Regions from separate parts of the Homo sapiens genome. Here all the other regions are linked to region 4. The links are chromatin contacts, found by Hi-C or POLR2A ChIA-PET in ENCODE. All regions are on one chromosome and are shown on one strand. The core of a region is the stretch at or near the end of the contact, and the rest is flanking DNA. Distances in the headings are between cores, read along the strand shown.

Region 1 (3,095 bases), core at 407-2,906, 240 kb after region 4:
TACACATATATTTTGTGGTGGTTGTTTGTTGCTTTTCCCCCCCACTAGAATACAGGAGGGCAGGGGCCTTGCCCGTCTCCCTCACTTCCACATTTCCAGGGCCCGGTGGGTTCGGAACTCCTTTGGGACTGGCTGCAGGGAGTGGAAGAGTGAAGAGATGACCTTGGTTGGAAGGCTGCCTCGGGAGTCCATCGGAGGGGGCCAACTAAAAATATCACGGATTGAAAAAGTTCTTGGGGTGGATGGTGGGGATGTGAAAGTGCTTAATGCCACTGCAGGGAGTGCTTAAAAATGGTTAAGATGGGCCGGGCGCGGCGGCTCACGCCTGTAATCCCAGCACTTTGGGAGGCCGAGGCGGGCGGATCACGAGGTCAGGAGTTCGAGACCATCCTGGCTAACACGGTGAAACCCCGTCTCTACTAAAAATACAAAAAATTAGCCGGGCGTGGTGGCGGGCGCCTGTAAGTCCCAGCTACCCGGGAGGCTGAGGCAGGAGAATGGCGTGAACCCGGGAGGCGGAGCTTGCAGTGAGCCGAGATCGGGCCACTGTATTCCAGCCTGGGCGACAGAGCGAGACTCTGTCTCAACAACAACAACAACGACAACAACAACAACAACAACAACAACAAAGGTTAAGATGGTAAATTTTATGTTCTATATATTTTACCATAATTTAAAAAAAAAATGACTGGGCCTGGCGCGGTGGCTCACGCCTGTAATCCCAGAGCTCTGGGAGGCTGAGGCAGGAGGATTGCTTGAGTCTAGGGGTTCAAGACCACCCTGGGCAACATAGTGAGACCCCCGTTTCTATTAAAAATTAAAAATTAGCCGGGTGTGGTGGCACCTGTCTGTAGTTCCATCTACTTGGGAGGCTGAGGTGGGAGGATGGCTTGAACCCAGGAGGTCGAGGCTGCAGTGAGCTGTGACTGCACCGCTGCACCCCATCCTGGACGACACGGTGAGATCCTGTCTCTAAAAAAATAAACAAACAAACACACAAAACTACATTGATGCCAAGAACAATTACTGCATGCTCACTATGCATTAGGCATCTTGCTAAGCTCTTTACCCGTGTCATCTCGTTTGTCTCACATACTCCCTGAAAGGTAGGGTCACTAACCTATTATATTTTACGGATTGGCGACAACCTCAGAGAGGTTAAGTCACTTGCCCAAGGTCACACAGCGAGTCTCAAGCCCCAGCCGGTGAGCATCACGATCCTTTGCCAATGAGCCGATGCTCGAGAAAGGGTCGGATAGACAACAGGCACTGCATAAAGGTTGGTTAACGGGATCGTGTTTGGCTGCAACGTGGAGCTCCCGGGTCGAACGGCGAGACAGCTGCGCGTCCCCGAGCCGCCGCGCGCCCGGTCCGCCGGGGCGGAGTCAACGCCGCGGATTGGCTGCTGAGAAAGGGGCGTGGCTCGTGGCGGCCGGTGGGCGGAGTCGATCTCTGGCCGTAAATACGGCGCCACATGGCACTGGCTCGCGAGGGCGGGGGCGGGCGGGCTGGCCGGGCGCAGGCGCGCTGAGGGCGGGCGCCCCTCGGCCTCCGTGGCCCCTCCGGCGGCCGCGACGTCTCGCGAGAAGACGACCGGTAGGAGGGGCTCCTGCGCCGGGGGCGGGGCCGGCGAGGGCTGCCTCTGGGGGGTCCGCTAGTCGCGGGGCGGCGGCGGCGGCTGCGGGCGCGAGGTGAGGGGCGCGAGGTGAGGGTCGCGAGGTGAGGGGCGCGGCGGGCGGCGGGCTCGGGGCGCGGTCTCCCTCTCTCTCGGCCAGTGCTGGGCTCCCAGGGCCCGGGCGGGGGTCCCGGGCCGCGCTGAGGGGCGCGGGTCGGCTCTCCTTAACCTGGCCTGGCGGGCGCGGCTTGGGCCTGGGTTCGAGTTCCCGCGCCGGCGCGCAGTGTGACCTTGGCCCTGCGCGCGCCCTCTCTGAGCCCCGCTCGTCGTCCTCGGCCAGGGGGACCCAGCCCTGGGGCCCTGATCAGCGCGTTCTGCGGCTCCTCGGGGTCTGGACGAGAAATCTGTGGTTCTGATTCAGCGACAGCAGAGGCTGCAGCGGCCCCGCCGGCCCCCAGGAGTCCCCCTGCCCGGCATCAGCCTCTGCCGCCCGGCAGGGGTAGGACCAATTCCCGGGCTTGGAGTTCCAGGATCCCCAGCTCCCGAGGGCCCCCGTGTGCCTGCTGTCACCTGAACGGGGCTCCCCGGCCCCGCCGACCGCAGCCCTGGAGCCTGCAGACGCCAGCAGCACCGGCAGGTCGCTCAGGGTATCCCTTAAATGACCTCTCACTCCAGAAGCCGCAGCCCTGCCCCTCTGGGAGAGGAAACCGTGCATTTAGTCCGGGAACAGTGGGACTTAGACCTCCTCTGCGGGCTCCCGGCCACCGAGACACCGCCGGCAAAGCCTTGGCTCGGGCAGAGGCTCCGTCTGGCAGGCAGCACAACAAGCCATAGTGTTTCCAGCATTATTAAATTATTTAGTTCATAAGCGGGGCTGTGGGGACTCGGAAGCCCCGGGGTGAATAGGAATGTGAGTTGCAGGCGCGGTGCTGGACGCAGTACATCTTCCAGGACACCAGGCCCTACGGTGCTGTTCCCGGCTGTGGGTGGTTGGGGACAGCTCAGCGGGTCCCCCACTTACCCCCACGCGGGGACCCGGGTTAGCCCCTCACCGTGAGCATCTGGTGTTGGGAGTCAGGGCTGGTGTCTGAGTGAGGATGGAGAGAAAACAGGGGTAATGAGGAGATTGCTACACGAAGGTGCAACGCTTGAGATCTGAAAGAGCACCTGCCTGGAATGGCATAGATGTTTGATTTCCCTGCAAAGGAGTTTATGGGACTTTGGGCTGACGCTTTGGGGCCAGCAGTAACTGTCTGCTGTCACTCAGCTGACTCCAGCTTTATTATCAAACCTCCAATCGAGTGCAAGATGCTAAGCTGGGGTAGATGCCGGTAATAGCGTGGGCCTTGCCCTGGGAGCTCACGGCCAGCCTGGCTACAACTGTGTGGAGTTGAGACTGTGGTGCAGGCGTTAACAGAATGTGGCGACATTTTCCGACATTTTCCACAGTGGAGAGGACCTATGAATTGGGGCGTTTGGA
Region 2 (3,372 bases), core at 529-3,028, 250 kb before region 4:
TCCGAGGCCCAGGCCGGGTCCACGGCATGGGGGGCGCCCAGTCCAGGGAGGATCTGTTTGCAGGCAGCCAGGCGGGTGTGCCCAGCACAGAGGGTGGTACCCTTCCTCTACCCCGCTCACCTGCAAACCCTGTGATTAAATCCCATGATTCCTTTACAACTCTAATTACACACCTAATTAATGGTGCTGGCCTTTATTACCCAACACCAACACCAAAGAACAGCATGGAGAGAAGGGCCTAGGGTGTTTAACTGGAGTGCCAGCCAGCCTTCAGCAAAGCCACTGTGCTCTGAGGCCACTGCCCCACCTGGACTGCACTTGGGCCCACCTGAGGAGACCACAGCTCCCGGCCCCAGGGCGACTGGTGCTGTGGCTACTCCTGGCCCCAGCCCCCCTCCCCTCCCCTCCCCTCTCTACAGGGCGCCTCAATGAGTGCACAGGGTGAGAGCACGTGGCAGGGCAGGGGCACTGATCCTTCCAACACCCGTCCTGTCTCTGGGTCACCCCAGGCTCTGGCGGCTCTTGCCAGCAGGGCAGTTCCCTCCGGCCCATGCCGCCGTGATCCGGCCCCTCCCCAGCAAGGACAGGGACCTCCTCCTATCGTTCAGTCCCAGGAGTCTGCAGAGATCGTCCGCCTGTCACGCTCACCCTTGGTGCGGGGACAGACGCTCACAACTGCCCCAGGACCTGGGCCGGTGGTCCCGTTTCTCAAATGGGGAAGCTGAGATGCAGAGAGAAAAGGGTCCACCCAGACCCCCAACTGTTACGACGTGGAGCAGGACCTCCATCCAAGCCTTCTGACCTCAGGCTCCCAGGCCGTCCAACACGGCTGCCCCGGCCTCAGATGGACACACGGTGTGTTGGAGCCAGGGACACCTGCAGCCTGCAAGGTCTCCTCTGCCTTCTCTCCCTGACCTGGTGCAGGAGGTCCAGGTGGCTGGCACTGAAGGCAGAACTGTAAAGCCAAGCCTGCCGTCCTCGCTGGGGACCTACCACACAAAGGGAGGACCGCACTGGGGAATGGGCTCATTGGGAGCCACTTTTGTTTCTCTACCCACCAGCCTGGCTCAGCTTCTACCAAATGGGCTCCTGCACGGGCCCAGAGGCCAATGGGCTCAGGCCACAGCCGCCATCGTCGCCATCACCATCATGCTGAGCACACATCATGGGCCAGCGGTGCCTCTGCTATAAACACACCCTCCACAATGACCGTGATTGGAGTGAGCCACATGTCAGAGCTGAGAGAGCTGAACCCAAGGTCACATGGCTGCTGGTGCAGAGCTGGGACCATGGCCCAAGTCCAAAACAGCTGACAGTGTGTGGCAACCCCTCCTCCATCAGCTCAGGAGCAACTTTGCTTTGGAACTGAAATTTAACTTTGATCAACAAAAAGAAACTGCAGATGACTCTGGGGAGGGAGCTGAAGTTGCAAAGTGCCCAGGGGTGGCAGGGCGGAGTCAGCCTTACCCACACCCCTCCTCCAGTCCACCCAACGCTTATAGAGGGCCAGTGCCAACAGCTCCAGTGACACGGAGGTCCCCAGTGACACGGAGGTCCCCAGGAGGGCGCACAGCAGGGCTGCAGCAGCGTTAGGAGACAGCAACCCCCAGAGTCAGAAGCCGGGGCTGTGTGGGCCCAGCATCCCTGTCCTTCCCCAGTACATGAGTGCTCCTGGGTCCCCGGCTTGCCCCCAACCCTGCAGCTCTCGGGACTTGCCTGTCATTGCGTGAGCCAACTCCCTGTAACAAGCATCTCCGTGTGCGTGCGTGCGTGCGTGTGCATGTGCGTGTGTACACACATTCTACGAGTTCTGTGTTTCGGCAGAACCCTGCCCAGTAAGCTCGCCCGGGGCTGTGTTGTCTGCAGATGGAGCAGCGACAGTGTGTGGGAGGAGCAGGGGCAGAGAAAGTCGGGGAGACTCGGCTGCCGTGGCAGCCTCACACTGTGTTGTGGACCCAGCGATTCCTCAGAGGCACCAAGGGAAGTGGTTAAAACAGGAAGACCCGCTGCACGCTCTCACCCACGGGAGCGGGGGGAACCCATCGCATGGAGTTGGGGGAGAAGGAGGGTGCAGGTGTGGGGTGGGCGGGGATGAACGGAGGCTGGTCAGTGGGTACAGACGCACAGCCAGATGGAAGGAGTAAGACCTCACGTTCCACAGCCGAGTGGGGGCGGACTACAGTCAGCCACATGTGCTGTCTACTTTAAAACAGTGAGAAGAGAGGACAGGAGGTCTTCCCAACACTTAGAAATGACCAGTCCATGAGGTGACGGATACCCCAAATACCCCTGTGTGGCCACTGCCCATTCTGGGCATGCAAGACAACATCACCTACACCCCATAACGATGCACGAACACTGTGTATCCATTTAAAAACCGACAGCAAAAAACCCTAATCTTCATTGACTGAATAAAAAAGATTCACGGGACATCCGGTCCAGACAGAAAAGGGTGCAGATTCATGTTCCCTGCTCCTCCTGCAAAGCTCGGCTCTGAGCCCTGGAGACGACGAGACAGGCAACCCAAAGAGAGGGTGGGGAGGTGGGAAGAGGGCGGAGAGGCGGCCTGGAGCCAGCAGTGGGGACTCAGGACCCCTGCCCAGCAGATGGCAGCCCAGATGACACACTCCTGCCTGGACCGGAGCCTGCAAAGGGAACCCCGGCACGCTGCGGGTCTGAGACGTGGTATCGGTGAGGGAGGCGGCCCTGAGGCGCCCTTCCCTGCTCAGACACAGACGCTGGAAAGCCAAAGATTCTTCCACTAGATTAACCTATAACTTCAGTGTAATTTCAGTAAAAAATAAAACCTTGATACCTTTTTTTTGAATTTGACTAATTCTTTTTTTTTTTTTCTTTTTGGAGACAGGGTCTATCTCTGTTGCCCAGGCTGGAGTGCAATGGTGTGATTTTGGCTTACTGCAACCTCCATCCCCCAGGTTCAGGCGATTCTCCCACCTCAGCATCTATAGTACCTGTAGCTGGGACTACAGACACCCTCCCGCCACGCCTGGCGTTTTGTGTTTTTAGTAGAGACAGGGTTTCACCTTGTTGGCCAGGCTGGTCTTGAACTCCCGACCTCAGGTGATCCACCCGCCTCAGCCTCAGTGCTGGGATTACAGGCATGAGCCACCGCGCCTGGCCGTGACAAAGTAATTCTAAAATTAACTTAGAATAATAAACAGGTAAGAAAACCTTTAAGTCAAAAAAAAGGATAAATGAAATTAAAAAAAACAAAAGATCTGAATACAGACCCGATTTTGCCTAAGTTTTAATAAAGATGAAGGTATAAATCTACGGGGAAGGAAGGATTCTGAGATAAATGGCCCTAGGGCAATTGTTTAGTGATCTGGAAAAAAAATCAATTTAGATCTC
Region 3 (3,163 bases), core at 253-2,752, 200 kb before region 4:
AGGAAAATAATAATCCTAAACATGTGTGTGCTAATAAAAGAGCTGCAAAACAAATGAAGCAAAACCAGCCAGAAATGCAGGGAGAAATAGACGGGTCCTCAATGACAATCTGAGACTTCAGTATCCCTCTCTCAATAGCTGATAGAACAACGGGCAAAAAATCAGGAGGACAAGGACCACATGATCAGCCAACTTGACCTATTTCACCTGGATAAATGCTTCGACTCTTAAGAGCAGGAGACCCAGTCTTTTCAGGAGCACTTGAACTATGTACCAAGAAGACCTCATGCTAAACCATAAAAGAAGGCTCAGTCTATTTAGGAATTTCATAATTCTAACTATGTTATAGGACCATCATGGAATTAAACTAGCAATCAGCACCAGAAAGTCATCTGGAAAATACTACTGACAAAAGCATCCAACACCATGAAATACACAGAGATGGAACGGAACAGGCCAAGAAAAACCTGCACGTGACAAGCTCCGAGCACTGTGAAGAGAGCTCCAGGGCAACCTCCACACAGGGAGAGAGAGAGGCCTTGTCCACAGGCTGGGAGACTCTGGGTGTTGGGAACGCACTTCTCCCCCAAATTAATCCACAGAATCAGCAACCTCAGTCAAAATCCCACAGGCTTCTTTGTACAAATTGGCAAGCTGATTCTAAAATTCATATGGAGATGTAATGGACCTAGAATAGAGAAAACAACATTGACAATGAAAAAGGAGGGGCTACCTAATTTCACCAACTACGTTAAAGCCGTAGTAATCACAACAGTGCAGTACTGGTCTGCAAGACAGACAGACCGATCAAACAAAACAGAGTCCAGAAATAGGAGCACAAACACAACCAATTTTTGAAAAATATATGAAGGCAATTCAGCGTAGAAAGGACAAACTCTTCAACAAATGGTTCTGGAACAACTGGGTGTTCTTGGGGGAAATAAAGAATTAAAATCTTGTACAATAAATGAAAATCCTGCTCAATCCTGAACCAAAAGTTACAAAGTTATTAAAAGAAAATACAGGAGAAAATCTTGTAAATTTGGGACAGCCAAAGATTTCTTAGCTATGATACCTGATAGGGTTTGGCTGTGTCCCCACCCAAATCTCATCTTGAATTGTAGCTCCCATAATCCCCATGTGTTGCGGGAGGGATATGGTGGGAGATAATGAATCAGAGGGCAGTTTCCCCCATACCATTCTCGTGTGTTGTGGGAGGGACATGGTGGGATATAATGAATCACAGGGCGGTTTCCCCCATACCATTCTCGTGTGTTGTGGGAGGGACATGGTGGGAGATAATGAATCACAGGGCGGTTTCCCCCATACCATTCTCGTGTGTTGTGGCAGGGACGTGGTGGGAGATAATGAATCACAGGGTGGTTTCCCCCATACCATTCTCGTGTGTTGTGGGAGGCCTGTGGTGGGAGATAATGAATCACAGGGCGGTTTCCCCCATACCGTTCTCACGTGTTGTGGGAGTGATGTGGTGGGAGATAATGAATCATAGGGCGGTTTCCCCCATACCATTCTCATCTATTGTGGGAAGGACACGGTGGGAGATAATGAATCACAGGGATGGTTTCCCACATACCATTCTCGTGGTCGTGAATAAGTCTCACAAGATCTGATTTTATAAGGGGTTTCCCCTTTGGCTTGGCTCTCATTCTCTCTTGTCTGCCACCATGTAAGATGTGCCTTTTGCCTGCTGCCATGATTGTGAGGCCTCCCCAGCCATGTAGAACTGTGAGTCCATTCAATCTCTTTTTCTTTATAAATTACTCAGTCCGGGTATGTCTTTATCAGCAGCATGAAAATGGACTAATATCCAAAGGATCATATATAACAGAAAACATTGAAAAATTGGACTTTATCATAAAAAAACTTCTCTTCAAAATACCTGATGAAAGAACGAAAAGACAAGACACAGACTGGGAGAAAATATTTGGAAAGCAAATAATCTGATAAAGGCCTTGTATCCAGAACATATAAAGAGCTCTCCCAAACTCAACAGTAAGAAAAATAATCAAATTTTAAAATGGACAAAAAAACAGGTGCTTTACCAAAGAAGATCTACAGATGACAAGTGAGCTGAATGAAAAGATGTTCAACATCATTAGTCATTTGTGAAATAAAAAATAAAAGGCCACAGTGAGACATGACTGCCAACCTATTAGAAAGCCTAAATGAAAACCTTTAAAAAACTAGCCGGGTGTGGTGGTGCACACCTGTAGTCCCAGCTACTCAGGAGGCTGGGGTGGGAGGATCACTTGAGCCCAGGAGTCAGAGGCTGCAGGCAGCTATGATCCCACCACTGCACTCCAGCCTGGGCAACAGAGCAAGACCCTGTCTGTAAAAGAAACATTTAAAAAAATAAAAGAGGGACTAAGGAAAAAGACTGTGCTGCATGCTGGTGAGGAGAAGCTGCACACCAACTACTCTGGAAGACGGGCAACCTCGGAACACGTTACACACGTGACCGCCAGCCACTCCACACTAGGCGTTTACCTGAAAGAAAACGAAGTCGATTTCTACATGGGACTTTATTTATAATATCCAGCAGTTTCAGAATAGCCAAAAACCAGAAAAACTCCAAATGTCCATCGCAAGGGAACGTATAAACTGGTGTCTCCATACGACAGAACACAACTCAGCAGTGAAGACAACACAGCTGTGTGCACAGTGATCTCTCCCCCAACCAGCCATGCTGCGTGGAAGAAGCAAAAAGAGGGAGACCACATGCTCCAGGACCAACGCCATGCCCAGAAGACTCGACAGCCGCCCGCCAATCTACAGTGATGGAAAGCACGTCGGCGGGTTTGGGGTGGGGAGAGGAGGCAGGGAGGAGGGATTCCTGTCAAACAAGAGCACATGTCTGGGGGTCTTGAATATGAATGTGGTAACGGCTCCATGGGTGTATGTGTGTGTACATGCAAATTCACCACACTGCACTTGACATCGCGCAGCTTACTGCACACCAGTTATACCTCAGGAAAGCTGTAAAAACCATACTGTAGTGAATGACCTCTGACATCTGCTTCCTGCTTGTACGGCGCACCTGCAGGACATGCTTCCGGAGGCGAGGCTGCTGGCCAGGGGCAAGTGTCTCTGTCATCCCAGCAGACGCCGTGCGCTGCCCTCCCTGGGTGTCTGGGGCACTCCC
Region 4 (3,126 bases), core at 547-3,046:
ATCTGGAGAAGAGTGGAAAGCCTGAGGCTGAGGGAAGGGGGCATGTTGACCCGGGAGGGCCAGGAAAGGGCTCTAGCTAGGGAAAGGTGACACCTGAGCACAGATTCAACGAAACAAAAGGTGGGCAATACAAATACGGCTGGGCGCAGTGGCTCACGCCTGTCATCCCAGCTATTCTGGAGGTTGAGGCAGGAGAATCGCCTCAACCCGGGAGGTGGAGGTTGCAGTGAGCCGAGATCGCACCATTGCACTCCAGCCTGGGCGACAAAGTGAGACTCCATCTCAAAAAAAAAAAGAAAAAGAAAAAAAATAGAAAGGGAAGAATTTATAGGAAGTTCTACAACAAACAAGGCTAAGCTACAGCTGCCGGGGATGAAGGGCTGGACTGGGGGGACCCCGGGAACTCTGGACTGATAGAAGTGTGTTATCTGGACGAGTGCACATGTTCCACTTGTCATGACTCATCCAACAACACACCTCAATCTGTACACTTCAGTGTCCAGGCTCAGGGGATGCCTGAGCCGTCAGCATGAACCCACGGTCACACTCTGGGATGCGAGCCACCATGGGAGGATGCTGCTGCCTGCCGCACTCCAGCCACCAGGACCACCCTCTGCAGAGCGGGAAGAAGCAGCCGTGCACAGCAGGGAGCTGAAATGGGGAAACGTGGTCCAGGGGAGAGGGGACTCTGCGCCGTGTTTCACTAAACCAAGGTGGTGTCCACGGCACGAAACGACCAAAACACGCGTCTCAGCTCAACAGAATGGAAGGGGTGGGACAAGTGGGTGCTTTGCTAGGTGGCAGACTCCCCATCCCCAAGAGGTACAGGGAAAGACTGACGGGCAAGGTGGCTGGAGGCTCAGGGCGAGACAGAGTGCCCCTGAGGACCACGGTGGGGCTTGGAGCAACATGGCCATGGCTGGATGGCCACCCCATGCTGCCCACAGCCCCGCTGACAAAGGCAGGTCTGTGTACGCAGAATGACCGGCCCCCAGGGTACACCTGTGCCTGGAACTCCAGTGTGGTTACTGTGGGTCCACATGCTCTGCGAAAGAGGAAGTAAGTCCTGGGGTCCATACTGATGAACGTCTTAGAGCTATTAGGGTCACTCATTAAGTGACTTCAGTAAAACCACACGTTCTCCCATGTGGAAACTTCTGACAAGAACAGGCCGCCAGCAGCAAAGTCCACGCCACCACGACTGTGACGTGGTCCATCCAGACCTCGCCTCCCAGGAGGGGATCCCGCCGCAGCCCTGGACCCAGGCCATGTTTTACAGCTCTTTTGCCAGAAACTGGCCCCCATCTCTCTGAGCTGTCCACAAGTCAGCAACTTGGCTCAACTGCTGCAGGGACATGAGTTACAAGGGTCCCCAGACACATGTAAATAAAATGAAGAAATGCCGGCTTTACAGTTGCTGCCCTCGCACTCTTTCTCCCAGCTCAGGAAGGATCTCAAGGGCTTCAAAGCAGCCTGGGTTCCAATTAAGCCCGTGTGACCACCCCAGGGATGCCAGAACATTCCTGATTAACAAGAGGCGCTGTTTGAACTGTTCAAGCTAAAAAAAAGCCCTCAGAACCTTTCAAACAAATGCCATAATTTTCTCTCCCTGTTTCCTCACTCTTTGGAAAAGCTGATCTTTTGAATGCTTTAAACGTTCAAAAAGAAAGCTAGATAATGGCCCCAAACACAACTTCGGCAAGAAGCTCAGAACAGGGGCAGCAAGTGGAGAGCTTGGGATGCAACCACACACAAGCAGGCCCGCTTCCGGGAGGCGTGGCCCGGCCGGCCTGAGGCTGTGACAGCGTGTGTCCACTGTCCACAGCAGCTGGGCCGGGAGAATGACCTGGGCGGAACCACGCCTGGCAGGGAGCTGCAGGGCCTCCATCATCATGCCAGGCGAACCCAGTGACAAGGGCCTCAAACAGAAGAGGCCCAGGGAAGGGCAGCCCATGGGCCTGAGAAGCACCACTACACACCTGGGCGGCGCACTCCGCTCACAAAGCACTCTTCCAGGAAGGGCCCCGGGCTGCTGGAGACTGAACCGGAATCTGCCTAACTGGTGGAATCCCCTTTTACAAAGAAGTGCCTGTAGCTCACGGGGCTAGAACCCAGGAAGGCCCCAGGTGAGCTCGAAACCCTAAAGCAACCCCGCTGTGGACAGTGGCATCGCAGATAGGAGAGTGCCGGTGAAACAGTAAGACCAGGGCAGCATGCTTCACTGGGCAACGGAGGTGCTGCTGCAAGTGGGCGCAGTAGCAGGCAGGTCAGGGAAAACCAAGGGACTATGACTTCAGAGATAACAGGTGACATTCCTGACTGTTCTACCTTTAGTCATGATTAGCAGGCCGGGCGCGGCAGCTCATGCCTGTAATCCCAGCACTTTGGGAGGCTGAGGCGGGCGGATCACGAGCTCAGGAGATAGAGACCATCCTGGCTAACACGGTGAAACCCCGTCTCTACTAAAAATACAAAAAAAATTAGCCGGGCATGGTGGCGGGCGCCTGTAGTCCCAGCTACTCGGGAGGCTGAGGCAGGAGAATGGCGTGAACCCGGGAGGCGGAGCTTGCAGTGAGCCGAGATCACGCCACTGCACTCCAGCCTGGGCAACAGAGCGAGACTCCGTCTCAAAAAATAATAATAATAATAATAATAATTAAAATTAGCCGTGCATGGTGGTGGGCACCTGTAATCCAGCTACTCAGGAGGCTGAGGTGGGAGGACCACTTGAGCCCGGGAGTTCGAGGCAGTAGTGAGCTATGATCACATCACTGCACTCCAACCTGGGCAACCTCATCTCTTAAAAAAATTAAAAAAAAAAACACAATATTTTAGACCAGGCATGATGGTGTATGCCTGTAATCCCAGCACTTTGGGAGGCCAAGGCAGGAGGATCGTGTAAGCCAGGAGTTTGATACCAGCCAGGGCAACATGGCAAGACTCTGCCTCTTAAAACAAAAATTTTTTAAGAAGCAAAATAACCATTCTGTAATAAATTTCACACTCCCCACCGCACCTATCTTACCTGCAAAGATTTATTTTGGCAAAGAGGCAGCAGATTGCAGAGTAAAGAACAGTAAATTGGACGGGCATGGTGGCTCACGCCTGTAATCCCAGCACTTTGGG

What was found. Hi-C counts contacts between places; a loop is a spot of excess contacts on that map. ChIA-PET counts read pairs that join two places held with the same protein, here RNA polymerase II (POLR2A). Pooled maps may share reads with other maps.
Region 1: a pooled map shows a loop between it and region 4 (8-fold over the local background). The contact joins the promoter of CHST12 here to the enhancer-like site in region 4. A Hi-C loop is called at or near these places in 3 of 37 single-sample maps with no recorded cell type and 4 of 50 pooled maps. POLR2A ChIA-PET finds 5 or more read pairs at or near these places in 2 of 52 experiments (K562 and MCF 10A).
Region 2: a loop to region 4 is called in a pooled map, with 2.6 times the contacts of the local background. The contact joins two enhancer-like sites. A Hi-C loop is called at or near these places in 1 of 168 maps with a recorded cell type or tissue (endothelial cell of hepatic sinusoid), 1 of 37 single-sample maps with no recorded cell type and 3 of 50 pooled maps. POLR2A ChIA-PET finds 5 or more read pairs at or near these places in 3 of 52 experiments (AG04449, AG04450 and HEK293).
Region 3: a map with no recorded cell type shows a loop between it and region 4 (5-fold over the local background). The contact joins two enhancer-like sites. A Hi-C loop is called at or near these places in 1 of 37 single-sample maps with no recorded cell type and 2 of 50 pooled maps. POLR2A ChIA-PET finds 5 or more read pairs at or near these places in 2 of 52 experiments (K562 and WTC11).

Annotation. Positions count from the first base shown.
Region 1 is chr7:2,401,955-2,405,049 of GRCh38, forward strand. It overlaps CHST12 (carbohydrate sulfotransferase 12), which reads left to right and starts at 1,657. Exons shown (of 2, transcript NM_018641.5): 1 at 1,657-1,719. RefSeq lists an enhancer at 1,134-1,233 and silencers at 1,324-1,693, 1,784-1,953.
Region 2 is chr7:1,918,478-1,921,849 of GRCh38, forward strand. All of the region lies in intron 17 of MAD1L1 (mitotic arrest deficient 1 like 1), which reads right to left. Among named protein-coding and RNA genes, the nearest start is that of MIR4655, 76 kb to the left of the region's middle. Within about 2 kb of position 1,779, at least 6 of the 41 ENCODE cell types and tissues checked have a DNase peak (open chromatin) inside an H3K27ac peak, as active enhancers do.
Region 3 is chr7:1,960,594-1,963,756 of GRCh38, forward strand. The region is part of intron 15 of MAD1L1 (mitotic arrest deficient 1 like 1); the gene reads right to left. Among named protein-coding and RNA genes, the nearest start is that of MIR4655, 120 kb to the left of the region's middle. RefSeq lists an enhancer at 708-1,907. Within about 2 kb of position 1,503, at least 3 of the 41 ENCODE cell types and tissues checked have a DNase peak (open chromatin) inside an H3K27ac peak, as active enhancers do.
Region 4 is chr7:2,164,920-2,168,045 of GRCh38, forward strand. All of the region lies in intron 10 of MAD1L1 (mitotic arrest deficient 1 like 1), which reads right to left. Among named protein-coding and RNA genes, the nearest start is that of MAD1L1, 66 kb to the right of the region's middle. RefSeq lists an enhancer at 1,044-1,373 and a silencer at 1,198-1,408. Within about 2 kb of position 1,797, at least 5 of the 41 ENCODE cell types and tissues checked have a DNase peak (open chromatin) inside an H3K27ac peak, as active enhancers do.